Regions from separate parts of the Mus musculus genome. Here region 2 is linked to region 1. Evidence: chromatin loops called from intact Hi-C (ENCODE). Cell type or tissue: left cerebral cortex. All regions are shown on one strand. Links, peaks and the distances in the headings refer to the core of each region. The heading gives the core; the rest is flanking DNA.

What was found. Peaks named below come from ENCODE experiments on the same cell type or tissue, not always from the same donor. Only the 100,000 strongest peaks of a DNase experiment are listed, where the experiment ranks them.
Region 2: a loop joins it to region 1, with 9 times the contacts of the local background. A loop is called at or near these places in 1 of 42 quality-filtered maps.

Annotation. Positions count from the first base shown.
Region 1 is chr4:133,907,059-133,914,917 of GRCm38, forward strand. No RefSeq gene overlaps it. Among named protein-coding and RNA genes, the nearest start is that of Rps6ka1, 23 kb to the left of the region's middle. In left cerebral cortex, for the core only: CTCF peaks have their summits at 3,329 and 4,020; DNase peaks (open chromatin) are centred at 3,418, 3,765 and 3,955; H3K4me3 peaks cover 1,430 bases; H3K27ac peaks cover 1,573 bases.
Region 2 is chr4:133,810,504-133,818,362 of GRCm38, forward strand. It overlaps Gm34296, which reads right to left and starts at 4,642. Exons shown (of 4, transcript XM_030253992.1): 1 at 4,636-4,642; 2 at 2,574-3,464. The coding sequence starts at 4,642. Gm12974 (predicted gene 12974) reads left to right here and starts at 5,976. Exons shown (of 3, transcript NR_168140.1): 1 at 5,976-6,127; 2 at 6,990-7,111. In left cerebral cortex, for the core only: a CTCF peak has its summit at 3,846 (motif pointing left); DNase peaks (open chromatin) are centred at 2,870, 2,927, 3,308, 3,601 and 3 more places; H3K4me3 peaks cover 2,307 bases; H3K27ac peaks cover 4,212 bases.

The sequences.
Region 1 (7,859 bases), core at 1,062-6,061:
GCAGTGTTGGCCCACACCTTTGATCCCAGCACTCAGGAGGCAGAGGCAGGTAGGTGCATCTCTGTGAGTTGGAGGCCAGCCTCGTCTACAGAGTGAGTTACAGGATAGCTAAGGCAACACAGAGAGATCCTGTCTTTAAGAATAAAATGAAGTTACAAGAAGACACAGATTAAGAAACAGAGAAGTTCTGCATTTTTGCAATGGAAGCAAAGAGGGCAGGAAGAGTCCCCCCTGACCACAAAACTGAGAACCGGCAAAGCAGCAAGCTTCTCTGGGTTTCTCTTTTGTGTGTATTTGGTGGCTTGGGGGGGGGGGGGGGCTGGGCGAGGACAGATCCGTTGCTATACCAACACAGATGACTTTGAACTCCTGGTCCTCCTGCTTCTGTCTCCCAGGTACTAGGATTACAAACATGAACCACAATGCTTGGCTCCAGCAGTTATTTTTCTCTTCTTCTTCTAAAAATAATTAAATGTATTTATTATTTATGCATATGCATGGGTGTGTGTGTAGAAGTTTGCGTGCAGATGAGTGGGTGTGCTTAGGAGTGTGTATGTGGTGGTTCACAACTGTCTGTAACTCTCATTTCAGAGCATTTGACACCCTTTCCTGACCTCCACAGGCACGTGGCATGCACACAATACAATTACATGCATGCAGGCAAACATTCATACACACTAAAAGAAAAAAAATAAATTTTTAGAGAAAGAGTACAAAGTTCACATGCCTAAATAAACCGGTCCGGTTTCCTCCCCTAATAACCCATCTAAGCTCAAATGCACAGACAAGAGGCAAAAGCCTGCACGGGAGGCTGAGGGGTTTGCAGGGCTGGCATTACCCAGGGCATCTTGCAGCAGACAGATGCTCAGAATCCTAAGACTTCCTCCACGTCCCAAGTTGCCAGAGCAGTTCTAGAATGCCCTGCTTAGTCTCCCCTCTCTGAGTCGCTAACCCTCCTGGCTCTGCCACTGCTCTGCCACCCCTGCTCTGCCAGCAGCTTTTCCTGAGTGGGCCTGGGAGGAATCCCTCCAGAACACAGCAGGCTTGTGCTTCATGTCTACCCCCTTCCTTGGCAATTGTCACAATATGTTTCGAACCAAGGCTGGAGGAGGAAAAACGATGAATATTTACATGTAAATATTTTTGCCCTGTTGCACAGAAATAAAGATTGGAAGGAAGTCAGCTGAACACTAACAGGAAGAGACCAACAGAGGCATGGAATCAGATAAAGTTGGGCCGGGTTCCGGGCTGTGCCATTCCGTCCTAGCTGTGTGACCCTAGCAAGGAACCCTCCCTGGACAACTTTGTCCAGACCCCAGATTCCCACTGCATGAATTACTTAGCATTAACCAATCCATCCAGTATAGTTTACAGAATAAACTTGTATTCTCGGTACTTGGGAGGCTGAGGCAGGAGGATTGCTCGAAGTTCAGGGCCAGGTTGGGCTACATTGTCAGTTCCAGGTTTAATTTGGGTCACACAGACTATGCCTCAACATAATAAGACAATATCAGCTGGTCCAGGGTGGTGGCAAACACGTTTCACACAAACCAGCACTAGGGAGTCAGAGGATATTTGTGAGTTCGAGGCCAGCCTGGTCTAAAGAGGGAGTTCCAGGCCAACCAGGGCTACACAGAGAGACCCTATCAACCAAACCAGAACCAAATAAGCAAGCCAATGCAGGCTGGAGGAGAGCAAGTAACCAAGGAGACTTAATCTTGATGACTTTCTTGGTTCTTACCAATATTCCCTCTAAAACTGTTGACAGTGATCACGTAGTTCTGTTATATTGTTATAAGCACAGGCCCAAACTAAGAGTTCATTACTGGTGGACTAACTGAATTGTAAATGTTCATTTTCTGGAAATACCGACTCTTTAAATAACAATCCTATCTATTATGTATTGACACAAACACAGGACAGTATAGATTGAGTCAACCATAGGCATGTGACCTCTTCTTATTTATATATGTAGGATCTCTCAAGCCGGTAAACACAAAAATACTGTGTGTGAAAAAAAAAAGTAAAAGGATGAGGACTTTTAGTTCTACAAGGCAGTTCATGTCTTTAATCCTAATGCTCGGAGAAAGAGGCAGGCGAATCTGAGTTCAAGGCTAGCCTGGTCTACACAGTGAGAAATCCCGTCTCAAAACAAAACAAAACCTGAAAGTTCTCTCTCTTTTTTTTTCAAATTTTTTATTAGATATTTTCTTCATTTACATTTCAAATGCTATCCTAAAAGTCCCTATACCCCCACCCCCGGCCCTGCTCCCCTACCCACCCACTCCCACTTCTTGGCCCTGGCGTTCCCCTGTACTGGGGCATATAAAGTTTGCAAGACCAAGGGGCCTCTCTTCCCAATGGTGGCCAACTAGGCCATCTTCTGCTACATATGCAGCTAGAGACACGAGCTCTGGGGGTACTGGTTAGTTCATATTGTTGTTCTACCTATAGGGTTGCAGACCCCTTCAGCTCCTTGGGTACTTTCTCTAGCTCCTCCATTGGGGGCCCTGTGTTCCATCCTATAGATGACTGTGAGCATCCACTTCTGTATTTGCCAGGCACTGGCATAGCCTCACTTTTTTTTTTTTTAAGGCATGATTTCTCTGAGTGCTCTGTAGACCAGGCTGGCTTCAACCTCAGAGATCTGCTTGCCTCTGCCTCCCAAGTCCTGAGATTAAAGTCCTGTGTCACTATGGCCGGCTTAAATTGGTTTTTGTAAGGTTAATTTTTAAAAAGATTTATGAATTAGAATTACATTTTAAATGTTTTAACTTTCGCTGTGCCAGGGCCTCATATTAAAAGGGGGGGGGAGGAAGGGAGGGAGGGAGAGAGAGAGAGAGAGAGAGAGAGAGAGAGAGAGAGAGAGAGAGAGAGAGAGAGAGAGAGAGAACGAGCGAGCAGGCAGGGTTTATTGGTACGTCCAGTCTATGCTGAACCCCAGAAAACAGAAAGAAAATGCATCTCCCTCCTATCCCTGGTGCACTTCAGTTAACAATAGCATTCAGTGTTAAGTTGCTGAGGCTGTCCCCCAGCCCTCCCTGTAAGGGAAACTGCTGGAGTCACAAACGGACTCGGGAGAACTCACCTCTATCTGTCTAGCTTGCTTGTTTTAGGTTTTGGATGCTTGTTCGGTTTTGTTTGTTTTAGTTCTTTAACACAGGGTCTCACTTTGTATTCAAAAAGCCAGGAACTCACTATGTAGCCAGGGCTGGGCTCCAAGACCTTCCCGCCCCAGGAATGACAGGCATGAGCCACCATGCCTGGCAACCTAATCTTGTTGAAACTGAAGATGAAGCGCTCATGAGCCTCTCTGTTTGGCTGGGTTCTGAGAAGGGCATATCCTGCTGTGAGTGGCGGGAGGGTGCCGCCAAGTGACAAGCCTGGGCAATGGCTGGAATGTTAAAGCGTGGATGACACACCAAGGACCTCCGACTAACTCTATAAACCAAGGACCTAGATCTAGTCCCAGACTGGGCCCCAGGACTGTCCTGTATGTCCTCCCCCAAGCCGCGTTCCGACACATGGCACGACTGGAGCCCATTTCCGAGATACCCTAGGGCCAGCATCGAGCACCCAAACCCACCAAGCCACGTGGTGCCCTGTAAATCAGCCCCGTGCTCGCTTGGCTTCCGCGTGGCTACTGCTCCCATCACCCCGCGCGCTCCCCAGATTATGACCCCGCCCCTGAGGGGGCGTTCCAACCTGAAGCCCCGCCCACACACGTGCGTGCGCGTGCTCCCTGGGCCTCCTGGGACTGGCGATAGCCAAAGCTGGTCCCTGGGAAGCTTGGGTCTGGTGTCGGCCTCGGTGAGGGCTGTGATGGTCGGGTCAGAGCCGTACATGAGCTGGGCGGTCCTGGGAGAGGCTGTCGTGTGTCGTGGACGACGTCAGATCAGACGCTTGGAGGGGAGCCTGTGGGAGCTTCCAGTTTCGGGCCCAGAGGACCCAGTGCGGTCACTGGCTCCCACGCACGCGCGGAGCTCAGCTCTGCGTCGCCCCCGTGCGGACAGAGGAAGCAGTGCCTGCCTGGCACCCGAGGACTCCTCTGGGCTGCATGCGACCCAGGCACGCGTGGCCACCTAGGCGATCTACTCTCCAGACACCGCCCCCTTCCGTTGATGGACCGGAGGACGGTCTGATGTTGTCATGGCGACGGCTGACCAGTGATTTCCTCTAGCTACTGTGAATCTTACTCTGGACAGAGAGAGCACTGGAGTACGGTTACCCAGCCTCCTTGCTGTGTCCTCAGTCAGTAATCTAAATAGATGAGAATTGATCCCTCCCTAAAGCAGCAAGGCCTTGAACAACAAAGCAACCTTTCCTAAAAGCCTGCTTACCTAGTGAAATCAAAGATCAGTGATAATAAAAGTATTCTTATTCCCAGTTCCTGAAAGTGGGTAATATTTGGACCAGCGAGATGGATCAGTGAATAAAGCGTTTGCTGTGCAAATCTTAGGCCCTGAGTTTGATCCCCAGAGTCCATGCAGATGTAGAAGGAGAAAAATAAGACTCCAGAAAATTGTTGTCTGACCCTCATTTGCATGTAGCTGCATCTCCAATCCCGATAAAAATAAATGGAACAAAAAAATTAAGTTGATAAAATTTAATGAGGCTGATTAAGCTGGGTTCTTACAGAGTACCTTTGTATACATGGTAACTGCGTTCCTTACCAAATTAAGGAGTAGACACTCTTATGTAAGAAGGAAGTTTAGATTCAGAGAAATAACTTGTCCAAAGTTATACTGCGGATGTAGCTCAGTGGTAGAGCACTTACCCAGTGTGTGTGAAACTCTGTTTTCAGTCCTTGGTACAGCAAAGTCAAATACAATGGTAGGCTAAGTTCGTTGTAGTTGTTGTTGTTGCAGACAAGCTCCTATTTAGCCCAGGTTGGCCTTGCAGGCATAGCTGATCTTCAACTTCTGATTATTCTGTTTCTATTCCTCCACCCAAGTGTTTTGCACGGTGTGTGCCACCATGCCCAGTTTGAGTCAGTGCAAGGGATCAAACCCAGGGCTTCATGCATGCTAGATAACACTATCAACTGACCTGCATTCCAGCTTATATCCAGTTCTTTCTTTTAATAAACAATAGCATCATCCTGTTTCCTGCTACCCAGGGGACTTCCACGAATTTCCACGGGTGGAGTTTTCCAGAACTGCCACGTGCAGGATCAGGTTGTTCTTAGCAGACACACATTGCTTTCTATTGGGATTTGTGGTGGTTTGAAAGAAATAGGCTTATAGGGAGGTGTGGCCTTTGTTGGCTTTTAATCCCTATGCCAGTGTGCTGAGGGGTGAATGCTGAAGGATGTGTGGATCATTTAGAAAGAACATTCTAGGGCTAGAGAGATGGTTCAGTGGTTAAGAGCACTGACTGCTCTTCCAGAGGTCCTAAGTTCAAATCCCAGCAACCACATGGTGGCTCACAACTATCTGTAACAGGACCTGATGCCCTGTTCTGGTATGTCTGAAGACACCTATAGTGTACTCATACACATAAGATAAATAAGTAAATCTTTAAAAAGACCATTCTAAACAAGAGAGAGAATTGCACACATAAAGATGCAGGAGCCCAATGTGATAGTGTATGCCTGTAATCCCAGCTCTTACATGGCAGAGGCATGACACTCTTGGGTTTGTGGCTAGTCTAGGCTACAAAAGGAGTTAAAAGGCAGCTTTAACATGTCTCAAAAATTATCCAAATTTTATGACTTTAATTCCAGGACTCTGGAGGCAGAGAGGCAGGCAGATTTCTGTGAGCTTGAGGCCGGCCAGCCTGGTCTACAAAGTAAGTTCCAGGATAGTCAAAACTGCCTGAGAAACTCTGCCTCAAAAAATACCAAAATCAATCAATCAATCAATCAACCAATCAATCAATTCATCTAAACCTAAAAACCAAATGAAAACAAAGAAGTAAGAAACCAGGACTGTAGTCAGCAACAGAGACTTACTGTATCAATAACTACAGGAAGAGGGGAGTGCAGAAGAAGGAAAAAGGAAAACAGACATTTCAGAATTCAAGTATACTTGCGTTTCCTTTGAGCAGGAGATCCTAACATTAGTCAATTGAGTATCAGCCTAATGAAGTTTACCAGAAGTGACAGTAATTTTAAAATCATGGGTTAACCTTCTTGATACTGTTTCAGTTAGGATTTCTATTGCTGTGAAAAACATCATGACCGTGGCAACTTTTAAATATTATAAGTTATAGATACTGTATATTTATATATAATTAATAATTAGATTTATTATTGGGCTGGCTTACAGTTCCAGAGGTTTAGTTCATTATCATCAGAGTAGGAAGCATGGAAGCTTGCAGGCAGACTTGGTGCTGGAGAAGGAGCTGAGAGTTTTACATCTCGATCTGCAGGCAGCAGAGAGAGAGGATGATGCTGGGCCTGGCTGGAACATCTGAAACCTCAAAGCCTGCCCCCAGTGACATAGTTCCTCCAACAAGGCCACAAGTCTCTGTGAGCCTATGGGGTCCATCTGCCAGGGACCTTTGCTGAAGAAGGAATCAATGGAGACATTGGCGATCATCGTGGCAAAAGTTGTGATTGCTAGGGCAAAAGTAGCTAGCTTTTGGGGGTTTTTTTGTTTTGTTTTGTTTTCTTCTAACTCTTTGCTCTTCTGGGTCCAGAAACTGCTGGCTTCTGGGGATTGATACCTGCTGTTTAACAGTGGGGTGGGGCGGGTAATAAAATAAAGGAGTTAGCTTATTCAGGCTCTTGTTCTTTTATTCTAGAGATGCTCAGAGTTTTGTCAACTCTTTGAGACCCAGATAAAAAGGAAAAGAAAGTCACACGCACAGAAAGGAAATGTTTTATTTAGGCCATAAGCACAGACACATACACATTCACACACACACACACACACTCATGGGCTTAGGCCTGACCACCTGTCTTCTCAGCTCCACAAGTGTTCACACATACTTACATACATACACATAGACCTACATATATATGTATAGACAAACAGACATATACATATGTACAATTGGGTGGCTGAGGCAGAGCCCCAGATGCCAACCCCTTATTCCTTCCCTCTGACCTTTTTGTATTTTCTTAGACAAAGTTTTTTTTTTTTATAAAATTATCTCATAGACAAAACATTACACAAAAGGGGAGTTACAGAAGGATGTCTATAGTCAGTTCAAAGCAGTGCTTCGTTCTACAAGCTCATTATAAGTTCACAGCAACAGTTTCCCATGGCCTTGCTTTATCCTAGTGCTCACCTGTGGCTTCATCCTTGGACCTGGCCTAGGATGAATGGTTTTCCTTGTTCATGAATCTGTCCCAAGTCTATTTTTCCTTTTAGTGTAATTATGAAAGGTCATAGTGGTTTTTTTAATTACGTATTTTCCTCAATTGCATTTCCAATGCTATCCCAAAAGTCCCCCCCCACCCTCCCCCCCAACTCCCCTACCCACCCATTCCCATTTTTTGGCCCTGGCGTTCCCCTGTACTGGGGCATATAAAGTTTGCCTGTCCAATGGGCCTCTCTTTCCAGTGATGGCCGACTAGGCCATCTTTTGATACATATGCAGCTAGAGGCAAGAGCTCCGGGGTACTGGTTAGTTCATAATGTTGCACCTACAGGGTTGCAGATCTCTTTAGCTCCTTGGATACTTTCTCTAGCTCCTCCAAGTGTTTTTTATTATGCAAACTTTACTTAACTATTCTATGAGTCGAGGGTACATTCTACTCTTGATTCTAACTTTATTACATCTTTCTCTCAAATCAGCTAAAGCCATCTCCCAAAAACTTTCTAAAATTAAAAAAATCAGGAATTTAGCCAGGTGTGGTGGCGCACGCCTTTAATCCCAGCACTTGGGAGGCAGAGGCAGGCAGATTTCTG
Region 2 (7,859 bases), core at 1,433-6,432, 96 kb before region 1:
TTGCATCCCCTTCCTTTTCGGAGCTTCACTCTGTAGCCCAGGCTGGCCTGAAGCTTGCTGTGTAGCACAAGCTAAGCTTGACTCCTGACAATATTCCTGCTTCAGTCTCTACAGCAGTGAAGCTGCAGACAGGAGCCTCTTTAGTCTTATAATGTGATTCCCCTCTGGAGTCACAGAGTGCCCGTTATCCTGGTTCAGTGTGCTGCGTAAACCACAGCAAAATGACTCTAATGTCCCCGAGACACTGTTGTAGGTTGAGTAGCAATGCAATAACATACAAGAGCTCTGGAAATTATCCCTAGATTCAATCACAAGTAATATATTTTCCATATGTAATTTTTTTCATTTTACTTAAGAACGACAATGTTCGTGACATTCTTCCAATTTAACTTCTGAATTTAAATGTTAGAAATGAAATAGGTTTGAGCTGAAAACCTAGTTACATTATCTTCAGCACAGACCCTGAGAGCATGGGCTTGCAGACTAGGATCCAACAGCAGACTCTGAAGGCCAAGCAGAAGTCCGATAGAATCTTTAGAGCCCTGTAAAAATCGCCAGATCCCAGGCACTGTGTTGAGCATCTGTAATGTCAGCAGTCAGGAAGCTGAGGCAGGGGAATACTGTAAGTTCAGGGTAAGCCTTGGCTATATAGCTACTTAGTAGGGCCTAGATTAGTCCCAGTTAGAGTAAGACCGTTTCTCTAGAAAAAAAGGACATACAGCTTTCTAAATTGGCCAAAAAGTAGTTTGACTTTCTTAGCTGGGGATGGAAGTCTTCATCCATAATTGCAGCACCCAGAGGCTGCAGGAGGGGCACTGTCATGAATTTGACTTAGTTTTTGTAATTCCAACAGAGAGGCGGAGACAGGAAGATTGTAGGGGCTTGCCTGAACAGCCAATCTAACTAGATTGGCAAACTTTCGGTTCAGTGGGAGACCCGGTCTCAGGAAAACATGGCGGTTCACGCCTTTAATCTCAACCCTAGGGAGGCAGAGGCAGGTGGATGTTTTTGAGTTCCAGGGCAGCCAGGGCCCACAGAGAAACCCTGTCTTGGGGGAGGAAAAAATAAAGCAAATCAATACTGAACCAAAACATATTTACAATGTTTGCAATGAAACCCTCAAAACAGTTAATCTGAAATGATGAGTCCCTAAAAATGAAAAATACAACATAAGTCTTTTGTTCCCTTAAATTTCTGGTTATGGGGCAGACAGATGGCTCAGCACAGAAAGATCCGATAACCAGAGTTAAATTCCCAAGAACCCACATTGTAGATAGAAAGATTCCTACAGGTTGTCCTCTGACCTTCACACAACCTATGCAAACACACACACACACACACACACACACACACACACACACACACGGCGGGGGGGGGGTAGGAATAAGTAAATTCCTGATATAGCTTTTAAGTTTATGTCCCACAGTAAGTTTAGAGAGCTACTGTTTTCAGGATTCTCTTGGCTTTCATCAATTCTCTTGAAAATCTCTTATGGACATGAGCTAACTGTAATTAGAGCCTAAAGTCCAAGGAAGAACTGACACTAGGGATATGGGAGAGTCCCAGAACAGAAGACCAACAGTACTAACAGAAAAGTTATCTCAAGATAAAATAGAGCCAGATGTGGTGGCTGAGGCAGTAGGATCATGAGTTCCAGGTCAGCTTGAGCCACATCTGGAGTCTTTACCTCTCTCAAATGGTGTGATTTATGTTGTTGGGGGAGCACATTCTTTAAAAGTGTTTCCGGGGCTGGCGAGATGGCTCAGCGGGTAAGAACACTGACTGCTCTTCCAAAGGTCCTGAGTTCAAATCCCAGCAACCACATGGTGACTCACAACCACCCGAAATGAAATCTGACACTCTCTTCTGGTTTGTCTGAAGACAGCTACAGTGTACTTATGTATAATGATAAATAAATCTTTGAAAAAAAAAAAAAAGTGTTTCCAAAAACTCAAAAGAACCAGGCAGTGGTGGCACACGCCTTTAATCTCAGCACTCGGGAGGCAGAGGCAGGTGGATTTCAGAGTTCAAGGCCAGCCTGGTGAGTTCCATGACAGCCAGGACTATACAGAGAAACCCTGTCTCGCAAAAGAAAAAAACAAAACTCAAAAGAATGGTCTCTAGTCTCGAGTGGAAAGAATAACAAAATTATAAAATTTAAGAGAAAATATTACAGTTATTTTTTGTTTGTTTGTTTTGCTTTGAGACAGGGTTTCTCTGTGTTGCCCTGGCTTCCCTGTAACTCACTCTGTAGACCAGGCTGGTCTCGAACTCAGAAATCTGCCTGCCTCTTTTTCGAAACCCTGTCTCGAAAAACCAAAAAAAAAAAAAAAAAAAAAAAAAGAATTCGAGGCCAGTATGGGCTAAGCTTCCACAAAAAGCAAATAAAAAAATCTTTGCCAATTAATTTGCCTCTCCTCTATTACACGTCTTTCTGCCATGACTTGGGGTCACCTGCTTCACTGGTATATGTCAACTGGGTGGGCTGCTACAGACCAGAGGGACAACAGGGTCCCAGGGGAGTTAAGGACTGCAGCTGGAAGTAGCTTAAATTGTGGAAAGTCGAGGTTTACCCTTCCAGGATGGCAGTTCCCGTGCTTCATTTTGGAAAAAACAAAACTCCCAGGGGTCGACCTTGAGTTCCCCATCTGTAAAATGGAGCAGGCTAAGTAGAGGGAGCCGGGGTACAGGGTGGTGCCGCGCCCGCAACGGAAAGCAGCAGCGGCAGCGCAGCCGGGCAGTTTGCAGGAAGTGCTCTAGGGTTGGGAGGGAGAGAGAGAGGGCGGAGGCGGGAATGCTAAAGCCGAGCCCTTGGCAGCGGAGTTTGTACCGGAGCTCGGCGGAGGCGGGGCGAAACTGGGGTGAAGGGGTTATAGTCAGTGGACGGGCAGGACCGGCCACCTCCCCGGAGGAGAGCGCGCGGGCTGCGGGGGAGACGCGGAGGTGGCGGCCGAGGGACGTGGGGGGAGGGGAGGAGCGAAGTCGCTCGGGCAAGGGGGCGGGACGCGCGCTCCCACCGCACGCATGCGCGTCGCGCTCCTCCCACCCGCCCGCCGGCTCGGGAGGTTCGCCGCCACCGCGCGCCCGGCCCCGACGGTGCGCACGCTGGCAGAGGAGGGGCTGGCCTGCCCTCCCCGCGCCACCCGGCCCCGCGAGGCCTGCGGGGGTCCCCCGAGGGGACCGGCGGACACCTGTTTCTTCCGTGGGGGGGTGTCGGGAGCCCGGGACGGAGACTCCTGCCGTGCCCGTCCCCTCCCCCACGAAGAGCGGGGTGGGAGGGCTCGGGCGTGCTACCGAAGAGTCCGCTCCGGGTTTTCCCGCCCACTTTAACTCTGTGAGCGCTTCGAGCGCGCGGCGCTTCACTCCACCGGGCGCGCCCGAGCCCGCGGCCGGAACTCGTTGTACCACCCCCTCACATTCCCCCTCCCCGGGGGACGGAAAGTGGCCTCGGCGACCTCCGGGCCCTCAGGTCCCCGCGGCCGGGCCTCCATCCTTGTCTCTCCACGGTTCCGACCCGGGCCGGCCCTGGCGTCTGGAGCGCGGCCTCCCAAGGAGGCCGCGCGGAGGAACTACTTAACGTGTCCGTGCGCCCGGTGGTGCGGCCGCGCTCGGAGCTCTTCCTGGAAACTCCCGCCTCGGGGCGCCAGGAGCAGCGGCCGGGGGGGAGGGGTGCGCGTCGCGCAGGCCCCCTCCTCCCCGGGGGGAGGGCTCGGCGTCCCCGCCCTCCTCCCTGCCGAGGGGAGGGAGCTGGGGGGAGGGGAGGGGAGGGCGCGGAAGCCGAGGTGGGGGGCGCTTCCCGCCCCACCCCGCCTCCAGAACAACGGGTTCCCGCTGCTGCCCCCTGCCGCTCGCCGCGCCCTCGACGGAGGCGTCGCGGCCGCCGCTTCCGTGGGAACCGGACCCGGGGCGCGCTAGCACCGGCCGGTTTCCCGTCAGGGGAACTCGCAGCCACTTTTCGAGAAGCCGGTTGGAGCAACTTGGGCCCAGGCAGCCAGAGTTGGCCACATGTCACTTAAGCCTGGCGACCTCTCTCGGACTTTTTAAAAAAAACAACGGGGAGTGGGGCTTGGGCGAAGCGTGGCGCGGCTCGCACTCCGGAAACCAAAGTACTGGTTGGGGGGGTGTTGGGTTTTTTTTTTTTTTAAAGGGCCACCAACCGCTTGAACTCGGCTTTAGCAGTGGAAACCCGTTTCTCCCCCGGTGTGCACACAAAGGTCGGAGTCAGGAAAGTTTGCTCGCGGCCCTCATGACTGCGCTTCCTTGACTTTGTGCTTTTAAAAAACCTCGTGGCCTTCTCTGAAGAGGCACGCTGCTCTCTGAATCCGAGAGGAAGGAAAAAAAATAGTAATAATTCGAAAGACCCCGGAAAAGTTCAGTGAGCCAGCCACGTTTCGACATTTCCCAGATTTTGCAATATTGAACTGGGTTCCTGCCAACTTACTGCCAAATTATAAATTTCTCAAGATGAAGGGTGTTCAACCAAATTGCTGCCAGGCCCCGTAAGCAGGCACGAACAACACCGGCTTAATTACACCTTATTCTTTCTCTCGCAGCCTTATTTAATGCGCTGCTGGATGAAGTCCTCAACCCGGGTGTCAGTAACTGGCCTTTTTCTGGGACTGAACAATCACACACTTTCCATGCCTCAGTAGTTTCAAGAATTGTATAACCCATCGCCCTCTCTTTCCGTTTTCTAGTCGATATTGTCCGAAAATGCAACCCAGTCAGGTAAATTCTTTTCTCTCCCGGGGACTGAAAAGACGTAAACAAACATCACACTTGCAAGAAAGTGTCCTTTTAGGAAAAAAGGTTTAGGCCAAGAAACCGAGTTTGTTGTTTAACGCGAACCCCTGAAGCGGATTAAGCATAGTGAAGCTGAATGCGGTTAAACCAGCTTAATAAGTCTCTTTGTTCGGGCCCTTCCCATTTACTTAGTGTGTTTTAAGGTGATTTGACACAACCTAAACTAATTTCTTATATGTTAGTGTAGTCTACCCGTGAACCATGCAATGTCACAAAGTATAGAAGTCTGTGGGACCCTTGGCATTTTCTAGAATTCCATACTAAACAGCTCTGTGACCAAAAAATAAAAAGGGACGTTTTGAAGGGACAGGAGAGCTCGTGCTTTCTTTCTTTTCTTCTTCTTTTTTTTTAAATCTGGAGACTTTAACCTTTTAGCCCACTTTTGTGAAGTCCAGCTAGAAGCCACCTTTGCCTCTTTCGGGCTGAGACAGGTTTGTTTGTTGTCTCTGCTTTGTTGGTTTCCAGTAGGCAGGAAAGGAAGCTCTTAAGTCGGGGGCTCCGCTCTGGTTTTCTGGCCTTTACTCTTCCTCTTAAATAACAATTGCCCCCTGTTCCTTGTTAGCCCCAGATCGAGGGCATTCATTCACAAATGACTCGTGAGTCTCCCTCTGAATGTCCGCTTCCTTATAAAGCCACCTCCACACCAAGGCTTGCAGAGACCTGAGCAGGAAAGCCTGGCAGAAATAATCTCATTTCTGTTGTACTTTTAAATCCTTTTACACCTCGGGGGAATAATAATAATAATGCCTGTTTTAACTATGTGAGAGCTAGACCCTGTTCTAAATGCTCTGAGTGACTTAACTGCTCACAGCAGGTCCAAGAGTTGGCCACAGTGGCTGTGCTCATTCTAGAATGCGAGCAGTTACCAGGAACACCCAGGCGGAGAACAATAGTTCTAGGATTTGAATACAGGCTGTTTCCAGCTGCTTCTTGTCGCCCAGGCTGATCCTCACTTAACTGTCGGCGGAATGAACAGTGTCTGTTCACTACTTTTTTTCATGGAGAGTGTTGTCTGTATGAGCAGCAGCTCCTAGGCTAGGCTAGGTCTTTGCTTGGAACTTCAAGGAAGTGAAATTTGAGATGTGCTTAGAGGAAGCGTTCCCAAATCAGATTAGTGTCTTGGAAACCAGCGTCCGACTGTCAGCGTCTGCATTCTAAGTGCTAACCAGGTTAGACACATTTGGGCAGTGGCACAGTGATGTGTTGGAACATGCCTACTACTTGATAAAAAGAGGGAGGCTGCCTGGAAAACAGCCTGGATACACTCATGGTGGACCAGGGAGGCGTCAGGAAGTGAAAGTGGAAAGAGAGGAGGTGATGGAAGGTGAGAGGAAAATAAATGTAGCATGTGTGCACTTCGGATCGGCAATACAGTGCAAAGAATGAAGATCAAGGTCGTGCAATAGAGAAGCATATGGGCATGTTACGACAGAGCCACAGAAGGAACATAAACACGCACAAGGCAAGGAAGGTGCTGAGGAGTCAGGACGGTTGTCTCTCCACACAGGGCTCTGGAACAAGAATCATCTTAGGTTGGATTAATGGAAACACAGCTTCTGGAACAGGGAAAAAGCTGCACTCTGCATGGTTAGACCATTCCTAAGTAATGAGGTTTCCTTTAAGGAATATCATAATGACAACAGTTAGCCAAATTAAGGCGAAAGCTTCAACCCCTGGCTTATCCGGAAAGGTGGACTTCTGAGTGATGGAAAAAGAATTGGACTTGTTAAGTGTGGTGTGGTCTCACATGCCTGGAATCCGAGTGCTATTGAGGCAGAGGCTAGAAGATCTCTACAAGTTTGAGGCCAGCCTGGTCTACATAGAAAATTCCAGGCTAAAACCCTGTCTCAATTTTTTTTAAAAAGTTTTGATTTTTTTTTTTTTTGGCTTTTTCTTTTGCTTTGTTTTACAAAGGAAGTAGACTTGTCCTGGGTGGGCTGTAGCAAGACCTTAGAACAGATGGGTAGGAACTTTAGGCATATATTTTAGCTTAGAATATACATAGGTCTTGTAAATATAAACTAGGTCACCTGCGTGACCCTGTGCCATTATTTAGAATACAGTACCTTAGAATAAAGTAGCTTTACTGTCTAAGCAGTTTGTTGGAAAACACAGCAATTAGCACTGTCTAAAAGACTGCAGATAATAGATTCTTGAAATTCAAGGGTTCCCTTTGTCCTCCACAGTTCTCTTGGGATGCTGGAGATGAGGCCAAGACTTCGCACAAGCACAGCGAGCACTCTACCACAGACCCATAGCCCCACCTTTTGGCACTTCTGAAGAGACTCTGGTGGAACCAAGTCAGGCAGTGAGTGGCACAGAATTTAATCCCAAGCACTCAGGAGGCAGAGGCAGGTAGATCTCTGTGAGTTCCAGGCTAGCCTGGTCTATAAAGTGAATACCAGGAAGAGCACCCGACTGCTCTTCCGAAGGTCCGGAGTTCAAATCCCAGCAACCACATGGTGGCTCACAACCATCCGTAACGAGATCTGACTCCCTCTTCTGGTGTGTCTGAAGACAGCTACAGTGTACGTACTTATAATAAATAAATAAATCTTTAAAAAAAAAAAAGTGAATACCAGGACAGATAAGGCTGTTACACGGAGAAACCCTGTCTGGAAAAACAAAAACAACCCCAATCCCCCCCAAAGAAAAAGTCTCATGCTATAGAATTCAGGTTGTCCTTGAACTTACTTGCCTGTTTCCTTCCCCAGTGCTGGTTACTGTAATGGATGCTACTACCATAACCACCTCTACTACCTACGTCTCACCATGTCTGAATTTACCGGAGTGATTATCTGATCTTGTGCTTATAGATTTACTTATTAAATTTTGAGGGCAGGCCTTGCTGTGTACTCCCTGCTGGCTTCAATCACCATGAGAGATAGCCTAGGCAAGCATCCTACCAAATTACATTTGTCTTCAGTCCCCTAAGTTATTTTGCTTTTGGGGGAAAAAAAAAATCAAACAAAAGTAGGCAGGCCTGACTGAGCTGGAGAGATGGCTCAGTAAAAAGCACTTGCAGAGAATAAACATGGTTCTTTTCCCAGCACCCA